2 separate regions of the Homo sapiens genome follow, and region 1 is linked to region 2. A link is a loop called in an ENCODE intact Hi-C map of the cell type or tissue named here. Cell type or tissue: Calu3. All regions are shown on one strand. Each heading gives the region's core, and the rest is flanking DNA. Links, peaks and the distances in the headings are about the cores only. Region 1 holds the start of POF1B (POF1B actin binding protein). Region 2 overlaps SATL1 (spermidine/spermine N1-acetyl transferase like 1).

Region 1 (9,465 bases), core at 390-8,389, 270 kb after region 2:
ACTTGATAAAATGCTGATGGTCACAACACAAAATACTCCTTTAAAATGAAATATAGATAGACACATGGGACACCTACAGACCAGGCTCTGTATGTCTGTCCTAAAAATGAACTCTCCCTGGACAGGTTAATGGTATTTATCCAGAAAATCACAGTGTTTGCTAAAAAATAGGCACTTAATAAACATGTATTCAGTGAATGACTGGTATTTAAAAATATTTTATTTTAATCCATTTTTTCTCTCTCACATTTTTTCTCTCTCATGTATACAGCTGCTCTGTATGCATGAAAAATACCTCGAACTTCATGAAAACCTTAATTAGTGGAAGGAAAGAATGTTAGCCCAATGAGTAATTCATATCAATGTTGCTCATTTAAGGCATTTCATTTTGAGTTAATGATGGTAGGTTAACAGCTAAGCTTTGTAAAAGATTGAACTAAGAATTTTTGTTTTACTTTAAGCTTCTAGAACTCTATTTATTTGCAAGACCACATTCAGTTCTAAAATGCATCTGAGACCTTGATTATATCTGTGTTTGACTATACGTGTTCATGCAGATAAACCCAGTAATTTTAATTCTACCATTAATTTAGAAAATTTCACCAGCAACTGGTTTCTACACTTAATTTTCTCTGAGAAACACTCTATCAATCAAACAAAATAATAACCAAAAAACATAAAATATATGTTTAATTAAAGAAACAAAGTAACATTATATATCTAGATAAATTTAAAATATGTTTATATCCATAAACACCATTTTAGTGCACAAGAGGTTAAGAGAATAAAAGCATGTACTCAAAAGCTAGAAATGGAAAATAAAGTGCTACAGAAAACATTTGATTAAATCGAAAATGCCTACTACATGACCTAAAATTATGATTCAGGAAGCAAAGCAGAGTAGCATCAATTTTGGTTTCTCAAAGGCAACATATTTTACTACTGGTAATATTTATTTTAAAATCTCATTAATTCCCTGAATGTCTTCCAAAAACCAAAAGGCAAAAAACAAAACAAAACAAAACAAAAACAAAGACAAAGTAAAAGTTTAACTGAATTCATGATGATCAACCATTGATTGTAAAATCAATTTTTCTTGCTGCCATGGTCACAAACTCTGGTATTAGGCTAATTGCTACACATCAACTCATCTGAAACGTGGTTTATTAAGGATAGACTTTATTGAAACATAAAGTGAATTAAGGGTTTTTGAGTAATATGTACTGCTTGCTCATGCCTGTCATGGTACATTATACATACCATCACATTATACTCATTTCGTTAGCATAAAGGTAATTTCAGATCAAATCTAGGTCCTACTTTACATGATGCCACAATGCCATTCCATCAATAAACAGGGAGAAAGGAAAATAAAATAGAAGAGTTTCCTCATCATATTCTTTGTGACAGCTATCTAAAAGCTGTCTTGCCAAGTTCTCTTTTAGTGGATTTGTGAATGCCCTTTGATATCCAACTCAGTTTGAAAATTTATAGTCAAATATTCTTTCTTCTTGTTTCACTAAGGAATTAATACTTCTTTTTTTCCCTTTACCACATAGCTTAACTTTCACTTTTCTCATTTTCTAACAGCACTTACTTTTCTTCCTTTTCAATAATAAATAACTTCAGACTTCACAGAGCCCTCCATTCTAATCTTTTATCCCAGTTTCTGCAGCTGCACTTTCTAGCCCTAAGTTGTTTATAAACTCCTGTGTGGCGAGCTACATTTTAGGAAGGAGATAGTCCATTTTTAAGGATCACTTTGGCAAATGCCAGGTAAAATAAGGAAAATCTTGTAAAAAGCTCAACCAACTTGATCCTGAGTTATTGAAAGGGGAAGCTGAACCAAGGAGTAAATAATAAAACATACTCCTAAAAATTGTCCGGTAGCCAATATTTATAATTTGTCAAATTTCAGCTTTTAAATATCTATTTATGTTTCTTTTACTAGCAAGTTGACAAAAAAGGGGTCTAAATATGTTTAAATAGCTATGGCAGATAGGATGATTTTAGGATTCCTAAGATAATAGTAATTGTTTTTAATCTGCACATCATTGTTTTTGAGCTACAATAAAACAAAGGTGGCATTCATTTTGTTCTGCATTAGCATCTCAATATGAATATTGGAGTGCACATTTGCATTATTTTTATCACTAATGCAAACTGGTATTTATGACCTTTATATTTTTCTTCTCCTTGACCTCAGTATAAGTGGAGTTTTTCTCAACCAGTTGAGAAATGTTACTTTATATTCTACTCAAATTTGTGGGTTTTGGAAAAATAATATGTATTACTCCTGATTGGTAATAATAATGTAACATAGCATCATATCCCAATGACTGCTTTTTGAGATTTTTGTATCTTAAAAACATAATTTCAGTTTGGACAGAATTTTCCAGAAAGCTTAAAACATGCAAATTTAATGTAAAAGGAGTCAGAGGATAAAATACACATAAAGCTGTTAATTTTATACAGTCTTGCAGGGTTACCTTGTATTTATTGGGAAGGTTATTAACACAGGTATTGGTGCTAAGAATAACTCTTAAGAAACAAACGTATTTCATTTTATGGGATGTCTTAGAGTTCCATCTTTTGTAGCTTTCATGTAACAATTGCTTACATCTTGCCTTCCTCAATCCTATATCAACTCTTCCAGTACTCTTTCTACAAGTATTCCATAAATTATTCACCTAGGCTGTACGATAAAAAGTGTGTCATTCTTGGAAGATGAAACACATATGACAATTCAGACATCTGCACCTCTCACTTATCCTGGAGCAGCTATACTATTTGCTGAGCACAAATAATTGCTTATCACTCAGACATGCCACAGTACCTGTATCACCATATTTGATACCAAAAAAAACCTGTTTGCTTCTGATATGAAATTAATCAGTAGGAACTTGTTCTAATAAAAATCTACTGTACTCAAGTTGAGAACTGCTTTGCAGTAGGGGCAAAGGGATTCCTTGGATCAGATCTTTCAGTCAGATCAAACAGAAAATGAGCCTTCCTATACTATGGTTAGATTATGAAAATCAGTGAAACCCGGAAACAAACAACCACAGACACTAGTAAGTGAAATAACAGCCAAGAGATGAATTTGGGTGACTATCCAAGGCATATATAACTGCAATCCACCAAAAGATATCCTGTGGAATAGAGGCAAAGAAGCAGAAAGGAAGAGAAATCAGGTTGAAGATTGCCTTTCTCCACTAGTCTGGCATAGCTTTCTTTGTTGTACCTGAGAATGGTCGCTCCAAACCAAATTTTGGTAGGAGGAGGTGGTTTTGAGAGGGGAGAGCACTTCCCGTGAGTTGAAGGGGTCCAAGGCCTGCACCACCTTGTTCATGGGCCCACTGTAGGTCCTCACTCGCTCATACACTACATTTTTTTCTGGAGGCTGCTGGGCTTGGCTTGACTGATGGTAGCAGTGGTAATGCTGGGGCTGGCACTGCAGCACCTCTGGGAGCTGCTGGGTTCCACAGCTGCTGCTGCTCGTCTCACTCCAATAGCTCGAGCTCATCTTCTTCCAGTGGTCAGCAAGGGACCTCCCAGATGTTCTACCTAAGGAACAAACAGAGAAATATAATGGAAAAAAAAGACAGGCAAGCAGGCAGTCAGGCAGGCAGACAGACACACGACACACGTGTGGAAACCGCTTATCAAAACCTCTGCCAATAGTGGTGCCGGGAAGAGAAGAAAGCTACCTGAGCAGCAGCAAGAGCAGGTCTGGCAGCTACAGAGGAAGCAGCAAAATATTTGAGCTCAAATGGAAAATGGAGCCACCCTGTGACATTGCTCCAGGAAATGGTACTGACACGCCCTTAGGGGCGGATTCACTTAGCAGGTTTACATGCCAGGAGAGGCCCTGCCTTGCCACGGAGATAGCTACAAGGCTGCCCAGCAGGTAAAGGAGTCTGTGAAGAGCAGAAATGTAGAATGTCAGGGATGAAGCCAGAGTTTCCAAGCACATGGGCTTAAAAATTCACAAAGACATGAAAATGCAAAAAACTTGCTAGAGAAAAAAAGTCACACATGTTATATGAAAGTGTCTTTTTATGGTTCTTAAGTTTAGCAAAGGTAGTTACCAGCATAAGTATTATTATTCCAGATTCCCAGACTAAAATAATGAGTATTAGTCTAGGAATACACCAATTTTCACAGATAAATTTGCATTCTTTGCAAAACCCATCTGATAATTGCAGTTAAGGAAGATTACTAAGGGGTCTCTTTCTAGTGACTCTGTCTAATATATGGACTTGTTTATCTTACTCAAAGCCTCGTATTCTTTTCTATCATTTGTTGAAGGAAATTTGTCTAAATGATTGAATTGCTGTATAGAAAGGTGGATGGTCAAGAAAAACCTAAAGATTCCACAAATGCTTTGCATTTTGGCATTCACATTTGTTGTTTTTCATTTATGCAAGGGAATTTCTCCTGCCCTTATATGTGCCCTAGGAAACACTGAGTTTGATTGACTTTTTAATATCTAGTTATTAAGGGAGCTGCAAGTCCTGAAAGATGCCTTAACTGACATAATGAGATTTAAATGTGTTTACAACTTACATTTATTACTACTTGAAATTTTGATCATAATGCCTACTTACCCTCAGATTTTGCTATGCAATATACTTCAGCACCACTTAAATCCAGAATACTCTCATTCAAAGTGACTTTAGTAAAAAGTATCTTCCTAATGTGTATATGTGCAATAGGACCTAGTATACTACCACCATTCTAGAGAGGAAGAGAATGTTATCCAGGGGGCTAGCAGCATTTTTTTTCTGCCCAGTGAACAAAGTGTTATGATTTACTATTCACTCTGTGTCAGGTACTGTTCAAGGGGTTTTATGTGGATTATAATTATTTCATCATTGAAGTGACTTTATGAGGTTTATAGGTGAGAAACTGAGGCACAGACATGGAGAGTTTGAAAAACTTTCCAAAGTTAAATAACCTGTAAATGGTGGGCCTGGCATTTTAACATATGGAGATTCATATTAGAGTCTAAGCTCTTATCTGGTATATTATACAGCTAGATAAATTCTCAAATTGTTCCATTTTACAGCTACATAAATTCTCATATTGTTCTGTATCCTGCCATCTAATAAATCTTCTAGATGTCAACATCAAAAAACACTTCAGAAATGCTAGCCATGAGAGACTTTAAAGGAATCTTTAGATTTTCTTTTATGGCTGAGGAGTGTGCAAAAAGCTGAAAATTACCCTTAAAAACTTTTAAGTTAGTTATTACATATTTACATTTATATTTGTGTGTTGAGTGCAGACCTGTCAAATCTGATCCTTGCTCATTTTAATGATATTCCTCAAGAATCAATTAAAATTTTATTAGAAATATGTGACATGTTAAACAGCCTGGTAAAATATCAGATCAATAACTTACTAATATCATTAGCAGTATCACTTTGAATAAACTTTATGTGTGAACAGAGAATAGGGGTTAAGTGGGATCATCCAGTCAGCTTTGATTCATGATAAAAATATAAATTAAACACACACACACACACACACAAACACACATTCATGTGAGCACACAGAATACTGTAAATATCTGCTGCAGCCAAGAAGTGACCTATTAAATAAAGCAAGAGATTGAGATGAAGAAAAAAATTTCCTTTATCCATAAACTGGTGACCATACCTGCCCTTCACATATCTTGGATATATAGTGTTTTGAGCCAACTTCCTTGATACAGTTTGGCTACAATTTGTGTGTAAAGCTGATACCTTCACCCAATATCTGAGCCTCATTCATCACTGTTCTCCATCTCTGGGTATGAGGGACAGAGAGCTTGAAGCTTAGGCATAGTATATTAGAAATGAGATTAAGCACTATCTGGCACGCAAATCACATCTAACTATGAAGCAGGTGTTGACCACAATTGTTCATTTCGGAAAGGCTTATTAATCATTGTCACCAAAATTTCTACTTCTCTGACAACTCACTTGTGCATCACATGATCGGTTTCTCTAATTGGTTTTTCTCCTTTATGAGGATGATGTTCATACTAACACATTTTTGATTAAGAAATAAATATAAATATGTCTTTATGGTAGTAATAACACTTGCCCTATTTTACACTTGAAAATCCAAGGGATTGACATTCTGTATTCTGCATCCTTCATGATTATACCACCCTTCTAACATTAGTGAATGGAGTAGTAAGAGTTGATTCCTTATTCTTAACTCCAGATTTTTTCAGGTAATCTTTAATTAAATTTCCAACAGTTCTTTTGTTTCACACAGTAATGGAGATATTTTATGCTTACCACTGAAAAAGCCTCATTTACAATGACAGATTTGGGGGACACAATTGGTAACCCTTTACAAGTTAATTCAGTTCTAACAGACTTAAGAAGATCTTTATTGCTTTTGATTACAAAAATAATTCATTTTTAAAATTTCAAATGAGTAAATACATGAACAAAGTAGAAAATTAAACTCATCATACTGATAATAGGAGTAAGGGATAGAGCAAGGAACAGAAATGTCTGCTGCACACTTTAATGGTAATTTTTAAAAAAACAATGATTTACATTTTGACTGAGTTGTCTTGAAGGTCATCCGAAAAAGTCCTGATTTGACCTACTGAGGTTGTTGGAAAAACACAGTTGCTTCTATACTCTCACAATACAGAACACTTCTGTGACCCCAGATGTGTGAGGGTTATTTCCCTACCCAACTAGTAAGTGATCAGTTCTACAGTGGACACCAGCTGTGTGTCCTCTAATTCAATCCTGACACTATCTACTTGGAGATAGCATTAAAACTCACAGGTTGAGGACTTTCAGTCCCACAAGACTGTCCCCATTCAGACACCAGTCGCAAGCCCCAGATCATTGTACCTGTGCTCCTGACCAACCAGCTATCAATCAGAGTTCATATGACCCCCCTCCTTGGATTTAATTAATTTGCCAGAGCGCTCACAGAACTCAGGGAAATACATACTTACATTTACTGGTTTATCATAAAGGATATTATAAACGATTCAAATGAACACCAAATGGAACAGATGCATAGGGCAAGGCACAGAGCCTCCATGTCCTCTCGTTATGCTCCATTCTCTAAGAACCTCCACATGTTCAGCCATCAGGAAGCTCTCTTTGAATCTAGTTATTTTGGAGTTTACATAAGCTTCATTATGTAGGCATGATTGATTAAATCATTAGTCATAGGCTATCAATTTCAACTTCTCTCCCCTAAAGAAAGGTGGGGCTTAAAGTCCCAACCCTCTAATCCTGCCTTGGTCTTTCCAGTGACCAGCTCCCCTCCTGAAGCTACCTAGGGGATGCCAACCCTCAGTCAATTCATTTGCATATGAAAATATATTTATCACTTTAGAAATTTCAAATATTTTAAGCGTTGTATGCCAGAAAACAGGGAAGAAGACCAAATATCTATTTCACAATATCACACCTACTTCATAAAATTGTTATTAGAATCAAATGTGAAAGTGTTTGCTGATTTTAATATAGTACCCAGGCATATGATTTTAAAATATGTTATTCACAGATAATGTGTTATAATTTTTGTCAAATAGTAGGCTTTGAAAAGAAAATATGAATGCCAGAGGAGGCTATAGGCCTGGTTTATAAAAAGCTTAGCTACCTGAAACTGTTAAGGTAAAACAAATAGGTAATTAATTTATCAAAAATGATATATATATATATATAACTATCTTAAACATTAAATCATAAAGGTAATTATAAACTTATCATCAAATATATTTCATCAGCATCAGTAGTTTTCATGTGTATAACTAATCCTGCACTCCACCTTCTATTTTATGGGGATGATGCTCAAGTCTATCTCTAGCCCAGCCTCACCCCCGGGGCTAATGATACAATGGCAAAAGATAGTTAAAGCAAAGTTACTCAAGTCTTTTTACTTCTGCGTTCTCTATGATCAAGGAGAAGTATGTACACACTGGAAAGGATCAATAACCATTGGTCCATTCAGAGGAAACTGAAGCCCCAAAGTAGATGAGATGACTGTATGAAATCACTTACGTTTTACTAAATGAGTCCAATTCATTTGATTCTGCAGAACTACATTCCAGCCTTCTGACAAAGTTGAGCTTGTTTAACTGCTGTTGAGAAACTTTAGACTGGGAAGTGTTTCAGATTATAATATATGAAAAAACATCTGTCTTGATTTGGAAAAAAATGAATGGCAGAGTTTACAAAGTGAGTATGTCTGACATCAGTGCAAGTCAAAATTCTATATCAGACTATAAAGTGTATGATGATACATATGCCAAGAATAGAGATAGGTGATCCCCGAAAAACTTTTGGTATCTCTGCTTCATGGTCTCTGAATATCTACTCTTAAAGTCAATTTTACCAGTGGCACAGTTTTGTTCAGAACTAACTGATCCCAGTGTTCCAAAAACCATAGTAGATAAAATTATATTTTGATTCTAGACAAAATAAATAAATCCTCAGTGTGATTTGAATGAAGTGGAACCAAGCCTCTATGATCCTGGAAAATCCCCAGGGATGACTGACCTCTCCTGTAAAAAAAGATTAATTTAAAGCAGCATTTCTCAAAGCTTGTCCTGAATAACACTAGTTCTACAGGGTCCTATACCTGGGAAAAAATGTTTGTGATCAAATGAGTTTAAGAAATATTTGGAAATACTTGGTTAAATATAATTTGTGAATAGTTTTATTGCTATAATACTTCTATCCTTTCCTAAGCTGATGTGCACCATGATCTTCTAAATGGATCAATCGTATGCAGTGTTTTTCAAGTTTTGTTGGTGATAAAATATATTTTGTGTGTCATATTTTGTGTTTTTCTGATTTTTTTTTCTTTTTTATGATTTTTTTCTTCTGCATGCTTTTGGCTAGACTCATATAGTAAGAATTCATATCTAGTTTGTAATTCTACTTATATAATAAAAACATACCAAAGACCATTTGATCAGCCACATTACTATACTAGTGATACTCAAGTGAGATCCATGAACCTCATTGGGAAAATTTTTAGAATTGCAAATTCTCAGGCCCCACCCCAGACCTACTGTGTAAGAAATCCTGGGGGTGAGGACCAAGGATCTGTTTTAAAAAGCTCTCCTGGTGATTCTGATGTACACTAAGGTTTGGATATCCCTGAACTATACCAATATATTGGAGGCAGGCTTCAACAAAAGAGGACGATGGTAGTGGCACGAAGATGAGACTTCCTATTAGGGAAGAAATTGTAAGCAGCTCAAGAATAGGTGACTAGAAGTCTGCATGCAAGTAGAAGTGAGCTATGACTCTGGATAAGAGTCAACACGTTCTACATATATGGAGAAGTTAAAATGGGCCTGAACTATAGTGTAGTACATTAATTATAGCTACATAAGGTATTCTGGCAATAAAAATAAAAGAGGATAATATTAGAGTATACCAGAAAGCTGCACACTATAGCGTTAATTAATGTAGTTTTGCGGTC
Region 2 (9,465 bases), core at 890-8,889:
ATCCCCAATTCTGAGAAAACTGACTCAAAAGATTTGGTTACCTCCCCAAGGCTTCGTAAAAGTTGGTGGAGAGCCTGAATTCAGACCCAGATCTATCTTTCCAGGCTTTTTATTATTATTCGGTCCAGCCTCTTAAACACATTCCACTCGTTCTCCATCCTCATATCTGTGAGGTCAGGCATTTTGTCCTTTTACCTCTCCCCTCTGCAGGATTCATTCTCCCATCATTTTAACTGCTGGCTTACTTCCTCAACAATGTATATTATATAACTGGTTCTAATATTGTTTCAGATGGAATATTATTTATTTTTTAAATATACCAGAGAACTTTGGATGAGGCTGTTCTAAGTCTCACGCTGTGATAAGGGCTTTACATATGTATTATCTCACTTAATCATCAAAATAACCCTGTGATGCATGTACCGTTGTTCCCCATTTTATCAATAAACTGGAAGTCAAGTTAACTCAGTTCCCCAAGTGTAGTAAACGGAGGAATGGGGATGGGTATCCAAGGCCCATCCCATAGATAGAAGCTTTCAATTTAAATTAGAGACCCCAATCACTATTAGGCCTATGCTAGCTCTAAATTGTACCTAGAGAGCCCATCTTAGCATGACAAGCAAATCAAGTCACATCGCGGAACTATGTCAAGCCTAATACAAATTAGATGTATGTGTGTTGCTGCTTTCCATCTACCTTATAATAAAAACAAGAGCTAATATTTAGTGAATTATTTCTGTGGTGTCAGGCATGGTTCTAAGGAACACTTGTATTAACCCAATCCTCATAACAATCCAATGAGGTAGGAGATAGTCTTATCCCCATTTTTCAAGTAAAGAAACAGATTGAGAGAGGTTAAGTAACTTGACATAGGTCACACAGCTAAAAGTCCAGACAAAACAAGGAAAACCCAGTTATTTTGTTTTCTTCTGAAATGCAGGCAAAGAGATGAGATAATTTTGCTGTTTACTTTACAAAATCAAACAATTTGCATAATTTGTTGTGAGAATGGATGAAGTTTGTCTTTTACTTTCTTAGAGGAAGAGGCAAGTAATAGGTTTCTGGTTGATGTCTTTAATAAGTAAAGTTAGAAAAATGCAGTTTCATAATCTAGAATTGGTTAATGAGTTTATTTTGCATTTTCTTTACATGAGTTGAAGACTATTTAGATATTTGTTTTTTGTTATTTTTAAATAATATTGGGTTTGAACATAATGCATTTGTGTTTTTAACGGAACATACAAAAAATACATTTTTGCTTAAAGTTACTTATTAGAACAATTTGTCTCATCTTGGAAACTCAGAATAAGACTGGCTCCATCAAACATTCAAAAATCCACTTTAATTGGTACACCATCAGGGAAAACATAGTTTTTAATAGACTATTTTTTAAAAAGCTTCAGTAGTCAGTCTTTGCCACAAGGCGGCAGTGTTATCCAGTTTAGGAACCAAAAATCTAAGAAATATTGTAAGCTTGTTTATTTTAATTTGAAGTTTTCTTTTATTCCAGGTATTAACAGAAAATTTATAAAAGCCTAATTTTAGTTTTAACATACTATTTTATTAAAGATCTAGTTTAGGTAGTGAGGTTTGTAGGCCAAGACTTCCCAAATTCTTTTTCTAAAACTTCAAAATGTACATGCATTGTCTGCTCTACCAAAATGTTTTGAATTAATGTAACATATGAAGCCACCCCTCAGAGATCTATAATACATACAATCCCCTTTTTCTGTAGGTGCTAAGTAAAATCCAGACACTTTTAGTAGCAGAATGTATCCAAATCATGAGACAACGAAGTATGTTACCTGCAGCAAATTTGTAAGGGTCTGTAGCAACCTCAATTCTGGCTTCCCCAGAAGAAAGAATTAGACTGAGGGGCATAAGGTGGAAGAAGAGACCAAGGCAAGTTTTAGAGCAGGAGTGGAAGTTTATTAAAAAGTTTTAGAGGCCAGGTGTGGTGGCTCAGGCCTGTAATCCCAGCACTTTGGGAGGCTGAAGTGCGTGGATCAGTTGAGGTCAGGAGTTTGAGACCAGCTTGGCCAACATGGTGAAACCCTGTCTGTATTAAAAATACAAAAAATTAGCCAGGCTTGGTGGTGGGTGCCTGTAATCCCAGCTACTCAGGAGGCTGAGGCAAGAGAATCGCTTAAACCTGGGAGGTGGAGGTTGCAGTGAGCTGAGATCGTGCCACTGCACTCCAGCCTGGGTAACAGAATCAGACTCTGTCTCAAAAAAACAGCTTTAGAGCAGGAAGAAAAGGAAGTAAAGTACACTTGGAAGAGCGCCAAGCAGGTGACTTGCGGGATGAAGCGCACGGTTTGACCTTTGACTTAGGTCTATATATGTTGACTTACTTCCGGGGTCTTATGTTCCTTTTCCACCAATTCTTCCCTTGGGCGGGGCTGTCTACATGCACAGTGGCCTGCTACCGCTTGGGAGGGGCTGCATGTGCAGTGTGTTTACTGGAGTTGTATGCATGCTCACTTGAGGCATTCTTCCCTTACCAGACGAATAATCCTAGAGGGTCATATACCAGTTAGACTCAGACTCTGCCATTTTGCCTTTTAATGCGCATGCTTGAGTCCACTCACCCAACTCCTGAGATCTTATTGGGAAGATGCTGACCACCAGTTTCAGGTTTTTATATCTATAGGGAGACTGCCTTTCCTGGTGCCAGCTGTGACCAATTATTATGTTAGCAAAACAGTTAACAACTGCCTGACCATCACCTGATGGTCGCCTGACATTCCTGGTCAGGAGGGCTCTCCTGCCCTGCTCATGTCTGCCTGACTAACTACTGTAACATTTTCCCCATCAAGAGTTCAAGACCCTAATTCTTTGGGGAAAATGAATGAAAGTAAGTCTTCTGTAACTGCTTCCTTTTTCCTTCTGACAGCGCGGGGCTGGTGGTGGTGGTTCTGTGGGTCTTGGACTCTTGCTACCTGTCAGGGCAGGGTGGCTCCATGGGTTAGTGAAAGTGGTATCTAGCTAGGTCCAAGGGAGTCAGGGGCAGAATTATGCCTCTGTTGTGTCCCACTGATGGGTAGTCTAGGGTTTCTTTGTAAAAGGGTGACTCTTGAATATTGAGAGGATGATATCCCTCACTGAGGATCATTTGGAGCGTGATGGCGTGAAGGCAAGAGGAGACAAATCAGGTTATTTTTTAGAAGAATGTCAAACCAGAATAATAGGCTGCAGATAGCTCAAAAAAATCCTGAGGCTACCGACATGCTGCAGTAATGCCTGCTAAGAGTTAGGTGCATGGGGTTGCTAGCTGATTTCAATATGTGCCCAGAATTAGAGTGTTGATCCACATTTTTGCATTATCCAACCCTTTTGTTTCCTCTGAGCTGCAGGGAGAGATCACTAGTTGGTTCAGAGGAAAAAGCAGGGTTAGTCTACATTGCAGACAAAAACTCAGAAACAACTGATGAGTCTAGAGCCTAATAACACGTATACTATATTTTTTAAACATAATTTTTCTGTCTCCAGTCCTCATTTGTATTAAAAACAAATCATGATAAGACTGACTTGTTTTGCAAAATAAGCTTTAGTTTTATTATACTTGGCTTGATTATTTGCATAAAGCACAGCAAGAATAATTATTTGCCATATAAGCTCCTTTTAAAATTGGCTTTGATGGAACTTTGTTCCATAAGAAATCTCAGATAAGACTTTTTAAAACCTTAAGCCCAGCCATAGGTGGGTGCCATCAAATACCATATGAGTTGTGTAAATTCCTCTCCTCTTGAGATCCTAAGATAACTTGGGATCCCTGGGCCCGTCAGAAAGTGACATTCTTTACTTACCACAGGTTAGTAACCATGTACAGGGACTGTGTATACAGGGTATGAGGCCGGTTTTCACAAGAGACTTTTATTGGCTCTCTAAGTTACATTTGATTCCTTAAAAGAAAGTATGCTGTTCCAGTCAAAGATTTGGTAAAATTACTAGTGGCTCTAATTTTGTCCCATTACAAAAGAAAACAGATTTTTATTGCACTTATAAAAATAACTGTATTGTTATAAGTTAAGAATATTCACAAACAGTTTCCAAATTACTGAGAAACCAGGTAGAGAGGAACCAATATGCTCCAAATTTTATTTATAAGAGTATACTGTACTCAATTGTTAAAAGCTCTAAATAGCTCAAAAGAAATGTTTTCTTGACTCTGAAAAAAAGGATCAGCAACATTTTAAGCAAAAAGTCATTAAAGGATTATTTCAGTCCTCTATTTGTTCACTGCATGCAGTCCTGCTCTGCTTGATATTCATGAACGTTTTAGCTCTCCATGAGAGTTCTGAAAGCGTTTTCCTCTATTCTAATGTCACAATCTCCAAAGTTATCAGAAACCTGCTTTTGAGAGCAACCGTTAAAGTTCTATAGCTGATTATAAAACCACATTTTTAAGAGGATTAAAACAAGACAACAATTGTCTGTGGATAACAAAAAGTCTTAGGGCAGTGAGAGTCAAAGACAAAATTGAAAAGGAAATGTGTTACCTCTGTGGGACACAATAATTTAACACAACATATACTAAGTTATATCAGAATTACAGAAGGTTTGCATAACTTTGAAACGCATACCAATAACACATTTATAGAAATACAGTCTAAAGAAAGCCAGATTTTACCTTTGCGTTAGTGTACTATTGATGTCAAACCCAGTTCTTAATAAAATCTTATAGACAAATCTATACAATCTTAATCAGTTTGACCATAAGGTAGGATTCTTATAAAACTTTTATAACCCTTTACAATTTTCTGTCAAAGAGCAGAATTATCTCTTTTGTCTGATTCCCATATCTTATGATCTTTAAGGAGATGAGTAGCCTATTTTTTAAATAACTGCCACAAGGGGGCTGGACTTCCTTCCCTTTGAATATGAACTTGAAGGTCTTGATGCATACTGGGAAGGGGTTGGAAGTGATTAGAGAAATGGAGGCTACAGGAGGAAGTGGAAGGAAGTGAGAGGAATATTCATGGAAAGCCTTCAAATGCTTGAAAAAACAGCAGCCCTTGGATTCCAGAGGGTAAAGTTTATTTGCCCTCTTGACCTAATGGAGGGAAATTTGCAGTACTTGGGGCTTGAGGTAAGAACTTGCAAATGGCAAAGGAAGGATTTCTCCTCCTCCCAAAGGAGGGCTAACTCAAAAAAAGCAAATAGGTGAGTTCCTCAAAGGGCAACAGAGTGAGGCCCTATGCAGGCAGACAAACTGCTTCAAAAGCCACTGGAATACTTGGCCCTGTGGCATAACAGGAATGAAAAGTATATGGTAAGTCATAAACAGCTGGGACAGCTGGGGTTCCAATTAGTGTCTGTCCTGGCAATGTGCCAGAAGACAGGAGAAGGGTTGGAGGTCATCTGAGCTGGTAGGTTAAAAACAGGTATAAATCTCAGGGGATATCCACAGAGGAGCCCATGTTTTTGCTGCCAAGAAAACGTGGCAAGAGCTCTGGGTGCAAAAATAACAGGGAATGTGTGTTTAAGAAGTCACATGGCATGTGAAGTGTAACTAGAGAAAAGGCAGACTTGCCCCCAAGGTGTACATTCTGGCAGGTGCACAAGGCCATTTCAAAACACACACAGAGAGAACAGGAAAATAGGCAGCGTGGGTTCTTTGGAAAGAGCCGATTTTAGTTGAACAAGCTGAAGAAACCCCAGACATTGCACAGTTTTAGGCTTTCGCTCTGCCACTCTCATGAGCGTCCTGTCCAGGAGGGCCATTAATGTTTCAGTTCTAATCAGTGTGGACCCCAGGATCCTTCCCACCACCCCTGAAAGCCACACATCAGGGTGAGCTGAGATCAGCCAGGGGGAGCAGAGCCATTTGTGGCTGAGAGGAATCATTCTAGTGGTTGGTTAGTAGGCAGGAGAGTGAATAGGGAGAAGAAAACTGCATATGGGGGTTGAACACCTCTAGCCAAAGAATGAAAAGTATAGAGGTTACATGCCTCTATAAAGTGAAGTGGAGAGGTGTCTTACCACTGGGAAATGTATCCAAGTCACATGACACCAAAGTATGTTAGCAGCAGATTATATCCCAGTCGCATGGCATCAACGTATGCTACTGGTGGTGAATCCATGTGGGTCTGCAGAACAAAGAATTGAGAGGCATAAGGCAGAAGGAGAGACTGAGGCAAATTTTAGAGCAGCAATGAAAGTTTATTAAAAAGCTTTAGCACAGGAACAAAAGGAATTAATGTACACTTGGAAGAGGGCCAAGCAGGCAACTTGAGAGATCAAGTACAGGGTTTGACTTTTGACTTGGGGTTTTATATGTTGGCATACTTCTGAGGTCTTGTGACCCTTCTCCCATGACTCTTCCCTTAGGGTGGGCTCTCTGCATGTGCAGTGGCCTTTTAGCACTCGGGAGGGGCTGCATGTGCAGTGGAATCCTATGCATGCTCACTTGAGCCATTTCTTCCCTTACCAGCCAAATGTTACTAGAAGGTCATATACCAGTTAGACTCCACCATTTTGCCTTATAATGTGTATGCTTGAGCCCACTCACTCAACTTCTGAGAGACAGGAGAGACAGTATTTCAGAGAAACAGTTAACAACCAACTGACCATCACCTGATGGTCGCCTGACATTCCTGGAGGGCTGGGGGGTCTCTACTGCCCTGCTCATGTCTGTCTACCTACCTACTCCAATAATAGGTAGTCTCTAAAACAATAATTGGTCACAGCCAGCACCAGGGAAAGGCAGTCTCCCAATAGATAGAAAAACCCAAAACTGATGATCAGCAGCTTCCCAATAAGATCTCAGGAGTTGGGCATGTGGGCTCAAGCATGTGCACTAAGAGGCAAAATAGTAGTGTCTAACTGGCATATGACCTTCCAGGAACATTTGGTTGGTAAGGGAAGAATGCCTCAAGTGAGCATGCGTATAACTCTAGTAAACATACTGCATGTGCTCCCTTCCCAACCGCTAGTAGGCCACTGCACATGCGGGCAGCCCAGCCCATGGGAAGAATCAGGGGATAAGGGACACAAGGCCCCAGAAGTATGCCAACATATAAAACCCTAAGTCAAAGGTCAAACCGTGTGCTTTATCTTTCAAGTTGCCCACTTGGCCATCTTCCAGGTGTACTTTACTTTCTTTCATTCTCACGTTAAAGCTTTATAATAAACTTTCCCTCCTGTTCTAAAACTTGCCTCAGTCTCTCCTTCTGCCTTATTTCCCTCAGTCAAATTATTTCTTCTGAGGAGGCAAGAATTGAGGTTGTTGCAGACCCACATGTATTTGCCACTGGTAACAACTCCGGCTTGGTTTCATCTAAATAAATACTTGTGATTAAGAAAGGCATTTGTAGAATCTTCATCTAGAGCAAGCAGAGTTTAAATTTGTAAGAATCTTCTTACCTCAGAGCCAATATTGTTTTTTCTCTCCCTTTTAAGTTCATAGGCTTTTTTGGTACCCCTGTAAGATTCAAACAGGAAGGAAGAGAGAGAGAAAGGGAGAGAAAAGGAAAGGTTAGGGGAAGGAGACCTTAAAGCAAGGAGCCAGACTGGAACAGAGCTGACAAGTGGGATAGGTTCTGAAATAAGAACTTGAAGTGCTTTAGAGATATTCATCCATAAGCAACAATTACTTTTTAAAGTAATATTTACTGTATTATATTTTATTAAAGAATGCATGTTCATTGTAGAAAATATCTATGACAGGTAGACAGAAAATTACCTCTAGAGTTTGTTGTAATTGGAAAAAAGCACACTCAAGAATTTGAATTTTCTTCTTTTCCAGATATCATCAGCAAATTTTCAATTAAGGGAAAATCTCTCTCTTTGTTTTTGCTGTCTCTTTGCTTAGCTAAGGGTGGAGATCAGGGACAAAAGACTTTTTTTGTTTATAAAAGTTATCCAGCAGTAACCTTTTGTGAAACGCAAGATGGATCTGGGGGCTAGTCTGGGATAGGGGCTGATAATGAAACTGTTTTGCAAATAAAAAAAGAACTTAGCTTTTTTTTTTTTTTTTCCAGAGTGCAGTCTAGAGAAAGAGGCTGAGAAGAGGGGTTAAATGTAAGGTCAGAGCTCTTGGCATGAGGAGCAGAACCTGGCAAAACGGGTAGTAGGCTGAGGCCTAGGGCACAAAACAGCCAGTAAAAGGTTATCTTTAAGATGTCAATATTCAGTTTTAAATGTTTTCCTATTTGGTGCTATCTGGAAATATGTCTACCTTTTCCCCAATACTTTAGTTAAAGTTGCTTACCACACACCAGTCTTGTATTTGCGGTAGTGCATTTGGGGGCATGAAAGTGAAGGGATGAGGAGCCTGGACTGAGTCATGAACAGGTTTATAAGAAGAAGGTAACCCTGGAGAAGGAAGGCTGAGTAAAGAGAATAAATCTTGTTACCTGGGATGGAAACTCAAGACATTTTGTTATTACAAAAATAAGTGACTCCAGAAGATTGGAAGACATTTAGGTCACTTACAAAACACATAAAATAGAAATGAAAAATTGCTTAGAATCCTATCTGGAGATAACCACTAGTTACATTTCAGTGACTATCCTTCTACTCTTTTCTTTTTAAATACATAGAATGAATTTTTAAATAAAATTGAAGTCATAGTTGCTTTTTTTCACTGAAAAATATATTGTATTCTTGAAAATCACTGGGAGTAGATTTTAAGTGTTCTTATCACAAAAATGATAAGTATCTGAGGTAATACATATGTTAATTAGCTTGATTTAGCCATTTCACAATGGATACATACTTCAACACAGCATGTTGTACACGATAAATATATACAAGTTTTGTCAACTAAAGTTAATTAAATACATTTTTATAAGCAAACAAATATTGGCATATATATATCATTAGTCTTCCACAGATCCATAGCATTACATATAATATTTCAAAAAATTATTATCATTCAACAAATACTTATTAAACATTAAGTATGTGCCAAGCTGTTTGAGGCAATGCCAAACATTAATCAAGTGCCAGGTACTATGGCAAATGCTTTTTATACATAATCCCATTTATTCATCACAATGAGTTAGGCATAAGGACCCCAATTTCACAGATAAATAAACTGAGGCTTAGAGAAGCTACAGTCCCTGGGTTCAGCTCCTGTCACTGTTGTCCTCTTTCAGCACCTCTGCTCACATGTGATCCTCATCCCTTCACTTTCATGCCCCCAAATGCACTACCGCAAATACAAGACTGGTGTGTGGTAAGCAACTTTAACTAAAGTATTGCGGAAAAAGTAGACATCATGTGCCCACGATTATAAACCTTTAAAATGATTGAGCCAGGTTCCAGATTCAGAGCTAGTATGACTCCAGAGCCCACTGCTCTCCATCAGATGCTGTCACTTCACCGCTTAAGTATATGTTTTCATTTATTTAACCAATCTCATATTTGATGTGCATTTTAATTGTTTCCCATTTTGTGGCATTAAACAATGTTCCAGGAAACATATTTGTATAATACATTTTAAAATAAATATCGCTT

What was found. Hi-C counts contacts between places; a loop is a spot of excess contacts. Peaks named below come from ENCODE experiments on the same cell type or tissue, not always from the same donor. Only the 100,000 strongest peaks of a DNase experiment are listed, where the experiment ranks them.
Region 1: a loop joins it to region 2, with 2.7 times the contacts of the local background. A loop is called at or near these places in 2 of 110 quality-filtered maps.

Annotation. Positions count from the first base shown.
Region 1 is chrX:85,375,929-85,385,393 of GRCh38, forward strand. It overlaps POF1B (POF1B actin binding protein), which reads right to left and starts at 3,737. Exons shown (of 17, transcript NM_024921.4): 1 at 3,711-3,737; 2 at 3,245-3,567. The coding sequence starts at 3,526. In Calu3, for the core only: no CTCF peak of the experiment used is centred there; a DNase peak (open chromatin) is centred at 3,833.
Region 2 is chrX:85,110,123-85,119,587 of GRCh38, forward strand. The region is part of intron 2 of SATL1 (spermidine/spermine N1-acetyl transferase like 1); the gene reads right to left. Among named protein-coding and RNA genes, the nearest start is that of APOOL, 110 kb to the left of the region's middle. In Calu3, for the core only: no CTCF peak of the experiment used is centred there; no DNase peak of the experiment used is centred there.